Linked DNA regions of Homo sapiens: region 2 is linked to region 1. A link is a loop called in an ENCODE intact Hi-C map of the cell type or tissue named here. Cell type or tissue: GM12878. All regions are shown on one strand. Links, peaks and the distances in the headings refer to the core of each region. The heading gives the core; the rest is flanking DNA.

Evidence for each region. A loop is a pair of places that touch in the nucleus more often than their neighbours do. Peaks named below come from ENCODE experiments on the same cell type or tissue, not always from the same donor. Only the 100,000 strongest peaks of a DNase experiment are listed, where the experiment ranks them.
Region 2: it touches region 1 in a loop (2.0-fold over the local background); 2 of 110 quality-filtered maps call a loop at or near these places.

What each region holds. Positions count from the first base shown.
Region 1 is chr1:186,805,273-186,808,201 of GRCh38, forward strand. No RefSeq gene overlaps it. Among named protein-coding and RNA genes, the nearest start is that of PLA2G4A, 22 kb to the right of the region's middle. In GM12878, for the core only: a CTCF peak has its summit at 1,407 (motif pointing left); no DNase peak of the experiment used is centred there.
Region 2 is chr1:186,863,599-186,866,527 of GRCh38, forward strand. The region is part of intron 2 of PLA2G4A (phospholipase A2 group IVA); the gene reads left to right. Among named protein-coding and RNA genes, the nearest start is that of PLA2G4A, 36 kb to the left of the region's middle. In GM12878, for the core only: no CTCF peak of the experiment used is centred there; a DNase peak (open chromatin) is centred at 1,873.

The DNA of each region.
Region 1 (2,929 bases), core at 222-2,721:
CAAATTCGATTATTTTGATTCATACTGATTGTCATTATTTTCTAAAGAAAAAATTGGTTTGTGTCTGGTTCTTCTGAGATAATACTGCTTAAACCATGGTATAAACTATGAGTATAAGAACTTACTGGCATCTTGATGCTGGAAACTAATAAGCCAGATGTACTGGAAACTAATAAGTCATATATATATATATATATTTATATTTCAAAACAGTCTATAAATCGAAGTATTTTTGAAAGCTCATAGGAGACCCCATTTAGAACAATAGAGCCAGACTACAACTTTGAGAGAGTGAGGTTTTACTTTTCAGCAGGGATGTCGAATCTTTTGGCTTCCCTGGATTACATTAGAAGAGGAAGAATTGTGTTGGGCCACACATAAAATACGCTAATACTAATGATAGCTGATGAGCTAAAAAAAATCGCAAAAAAAAAAATCTCAGAATGTTTTAAGAAAGTTTACGAATTTGTGTAGGGCCACATTCAAAGTTGGCAGCCTGCTGGTTGGACAAGCTTGCTATTCAGTATGGGTGTCAATGTCCTAGATCCCCCAAACAGGATATTGCAATTTAAACAATTCCCTTGGGGAAAGGGAAATAGTCATGTTGTTATTCTTTAACCATGGACAAGCTTTGAAATAACTGAATAGGGTATTCAGAAACCTAATGAACTATGCTGTAAATACTATTGAAACTTCAGTTTCAAGGTGGGACATGGTTATTACGCAGTATTTTCTCAAGGGCATGCAAGGACACTAAAAATCTCCACTGCTATGTGTGTTCCATATGCATACTGGATTTTAAAATACCACAAGGGGTTTGGATGTGTAGGTAGGTAATCAAGAGGCAGCAGTGTGAACTACTTTTAAAAGTAGTTGCATTATGGACAAATATATAATTATATGTCGCCCAGGCTGGAGTTCAGTGGTGCATTATGGCTCATTGCAGCTGAGAAATCCTGAGCTTAAGCAATCCTCCTGCTTCAGCCTCCCAAAGTGCTGGGATTACAGTTGTGAGCCACCGCATTTAGCCTATATGTTCCTTGTCATGTGAAAAATTCTATAGTTTTGTTTATTTTTGAGCAGATAGTTTTCTGTTTCTTTTGAAAAGCATGAGAAATCTGATTCAATCTTATTTCAAAATGGGTTGATTTTTTTCGATAGTGATAAAGACATACTCATAAAATATAAGCTGAGAATTTGAAATGTGTATGTAGTAATATATTACTTTTCTGCAGACTTCTGGGAAGAGAAGCCTGAAAGTCAAAATAACACATTAAGTGAATGGAGGAAACTAGTGAGAAGAGCTGCTGTGGATGTTTCATTTGAATGCTTTATTTAAAGATCTCTTCTACAGCTATAGGAGCTTATTGGACGACAACACAAAGGCTGGTGATGTGACACCCCCTGCTGACCTGCGGGAGAATGCTATGTCGTTATCCTTGAGCATTTACTCCCAAGTCTCCAGGCCTTTTCCATCAGTTATTATGACTGATGATATGCTATGTTTCTTCATCTCAGATTACAAGGAAAATTGGTAATTTCAGGAAAGCTTAGAAGTTGGTTTGAGAAGTTGGCCCATTCTTATCTTTTACTCTTAGCTTTTATAACATCAAAGCAATTCCAGTAATGAATGTGTTGTCTTGGAATTATGTCGTCAGTCTTGGATTATACTAAATTATTTAGGCCAATTATATTAGATCAATTTTACAGACACAGAAACTAAGGTTAGTAAACAAGATAGATGAAATGATATATGCTAAATACAGTGAAATTCGTTTTTTATTTGTTGGGTTTTTGTTTATTGTTTTGACAGTCAGATTAGTGGGGTTGGTATACACTCACGTCTCTAGAGAATCTAAGAGCCTTTTCTATTTTTCCAATGCCTATAAGTAGGGACCAAAGACCAAAAGTGGTCTCTTTCTGGCCGCTTCCAGAAGGGAACGTCAGACCCAATAGCATTTCTGATAACTGTTGGCTTAGAATTTGATCCAGCTTTGGGTCTTCTAATGGACAAAGATGTGAGATCATTTTCTGTCCTTTTAAATTCTTGTGTTAATTCTCTAAAGCTCCTAAAACTTAGTGATTTGCATTACGCAACACTTGAAGAAAGTGGCAAAGCTGGAGCTACAATTTGATTCTAAGTTTACATAAACTTGAGAATAGGAACCAGATCTTCCTAAAAGTGCTATATCGCCAAGTAGGAATAATTTTTGCTAAAATTTTTGGTAAATTTCTTTGCCAATTGAGGAATTTGTGTTAAAGTCCCACAAAAATGTTGACTTTATTATAGATTGCCAGTGCATATCATTTAAAAGTAAATATTTTAGATCTCAAGTTACTGAAAGCCATTTATTCAATGTATTCTGTTGAAAAATATTTTAATATTATAGTCCCTCCTCTATTCTCTCTTCCTTCATTTGGGACACATTCATGTTTCTTATCAAAGAAAAAGAGATGCTAAATTCAGATTAAGTATCTCGGCACTTACTCAGATAAAGTAACTCAGCACTTGGAGTAGCAGCTGGCACATGGGAAGGGACCATAAGCATTAGCTATCATCAGAAGGCTCTAAAGCAGTAGTTCTAAGAAGGTGACACGTGGATACCTGGGCAGTCTGCAAAATCTTATCAGGAGGTTCATAAGGCAAAATATCTTCATAATATTTAGGTATTATTTGCCTTGCCATCATTATTTACCATCGCTAGTAGTCACTGGACTCTTTATTAGAAGTACTGGTGCCAGTTTTAGTAGTCATTGCATATTTACCACCACACAATATCAATTAAAAGAAAAGAATAGGATGCTCGTGAGAGCCAGCCATGGTGGCTCACGCCTGTAATCCCAGCACTTTGGGGAGGCTGAGGTGGGAGGATCGCTTGAGCCCAGGAGATTGAAACCAGCCTGAGCAACATAGTGAGACCTTATATCT
Region 2 (2,929 bases), core at 332-2,831, 58 kb after region 1:
ACTTTTTACCCGTTTACCATTCTCTCCCCCATTTTCTCCTTCCTCCTATCTTCCCTAGCCTCTGGTAACCACTATCTTACTCTCTACTTCTATGGCATCAACTTCTTTAGATTCCACATATGGGTAGATGTTGTGCTATTTGTTTTTCTGTGCAAATATATAATTTTTTTTTTTTTTTTGGGGACAGAGTCTCCCTCTTTTGCCCAGACTGGAGGGCAGTGGCATGATCTCAGCTCACTGTAACCTCCGCCTCCCGGGTTCAAGCCATTATCCTGTCTCAGCCTCCTGAGAAGCTGGGATTACAGGTGCCTGCCACCACGCCTGGCTAATTTTTTATATTTTTAGTAGAGATGGGGTTTCACCATATTGGCCGGGCTGGTCTTGAACTCCTGACCTCAGGTGATCCACCTTCCTCGGCCTCCCTCCCAAAGTGCTGGGATTAAGGCATGAGCCACCACTCCTGACCGCAAATATGTAACTATTTAGCATAATGTCCTCCAGGTTCATCCCTGTTGGAACAAATGACAGGATTTCCTTCTTTCTTATGGTTGAATAGTATTCCATTGTGTATATGTACCACTTTTATTTATCCATTCATCCATTGATGGGCACTTAGGTTGATTCCACATCTTGATTATTGTGAATGATGTTGCAATAAACATGGGAGTGCAGATTCATCCTTGACACTCTGCTTTCATTTCCTTTAGATATATGCCCAATAGTAGGATTGCTGGACCATATGGTAGTACCATTTTTAATTTTTTTGAAAAACCTCCATACTGTTTTACACAATGGCTATACAAATTTAGTTTTCCACCAACAGTGTATAAATGTTTCTCTTTCTCTACATCTATGCCAGCATTTGTCATTTTTGTGGTTTTTTTAATGGCAATTCTAGTTGGGATGAGGTAATATCTCATCGTGGTTTTGATTTGCATTTCCCTGAGGATAAGTGATGTTGAGCATTTTTTCATATACTTGTTGGCCATTTGAGTGTCTTCTTTTGAGAAATGTCTATTTAAGTCTTTTACTTGTTTTAAAAATCAGATTATTATTATTATTATTATTATTATTTTGTTATTGAGTTGAGTTCCTTATATATTCTGGATACCAGTCCCTATACTCGTGATTAAAAGAGGACTTAAAATCTTCTTACTGCAATAAGAATGCACTCTATATTTGCTTTTATTTTTAAAAATATATACAACTATAGGCCAGGTGTGGTGGCTCATGCCTGTAATCCCAGCACTTTGGGAGGCTGAGGTGGGCAGATTGCTTGAGCCTAGGAGTTTGACACTAGCCTGGCAAGCAAGGCAAAATCCCATCTCTACAAAAACAAAAACAAAAAACAAAAATTAGCTGGGTTTGGTGGTGTGTGCTTGTAATCCAAGCTACTTGGGAGGCTGAGGTCGGAAGATCATCTGATCCACTGAACTCTAGCCTGGGTGATAGAATGAGACTCTGTCTAAATAAAATAAAATAAAAATATATACATATATATATATATAAAATATAATATATTGCCAAACTTAATGTATATACTTGTGCAGGTGATAAATTTCTTGTTCAAGGGGAGAAGAATCTCAAGTCATATTTCTGATTTTGATTTTCTTTTAGTGATGTCTTCTAGAGCTAACAAATTATGTTCCAAATTAGGTGTTTTGAGCATTGAGATAATTTCTGCACATGGCCAACCCATGTCTGAGAATTTTTAAAAAAAGATTAGATAGTATTGTTAGACTAAAAATAGATAATGCTGATCATTCTTTAAAAAGTGTAGGTGAATAATAGCAAAATGACTGTGCTTCACAGTTATATTAGAATGAAACTCCACACCTGAAAGCGAAACTGAAAATAAGTATCTTACCAAAAAAACCTCAGGATTTATTAATGACATCAATGCAACTATTAAAAAAAATTTCTGAGAAGGTGCCTATTGCCAGTTGTGGTGATCATAATCTCTGGGTTCAGTAATCACACATCATAGTCTTTGTCATACTAACAGTTTTAGTTTTAAAAATTAGGCAAAGTTAGGTTGAATAGAGAAAAACAATATTTGCATTCAGAATCTACTTTATTTTCCATCAACTTTATTTTATGATTGTTTCTTTGGTTCTTGTCTTATAACAGTAGAGTTTTAAACAGATTAGGAAGATCATCAAATTGATTTGGTATAAATTGGTTCTTTTTTTCAATGCCAATCATAGTTACATATATCAATATACTTATCCAGAATGAATTTAATACAGTAGCTGTTTTCCTACTGAATAGAAAATTGTAATTTTGAAATGAAAAATTGTCTTGGTTTTTACTATAGAAATGATTTTAAATGCAGAAAGACACTCAAAGTAATCCAAAACCTGAAGGCAAAGCTTAATCTTTGTGACTAAGTCGGATTGAGCTTAGATTTGACATCTCAATTGAAATATGACATCTCTCTCTGCCAACTACCAGCCACCATTGTCCTGAGTCATTAGTTTCCCTTGGAGAATATTGGTTGTGAATTCAGTAATATAATTTCCTCTGGCACTATCCGTGAGATATAACCAAACATCTCCTATCCAAGTTGAAACCTAGTGCAGTCTGGACTAGTTTGAAATTGCATGTGATAGTGGCCCCAGGAAACATGGTAAGCGGTTCTCAAAAGACTATTTGGATAATCATCGATTGAAACTGAACATCTTTCTCCAAGAATATGTGCTTACTTTATTATAGTTACTCTCTTATTAATCCTTAAAGCTCTTATAAAGAGATGGGCACAGACACAGAACAGCAAGGCTGAATTCTAGTAAAAGTTCACCATTTACTATCTATGAGTAACTGGGAAATTACTGAGCCTCTCAGAGTCTCATTTTACTCATTTATAAATATAATCACACCTATTCTTTAGGGTTGTTTGGAATATTAAATGACAGTTGGTGTCTAGTAG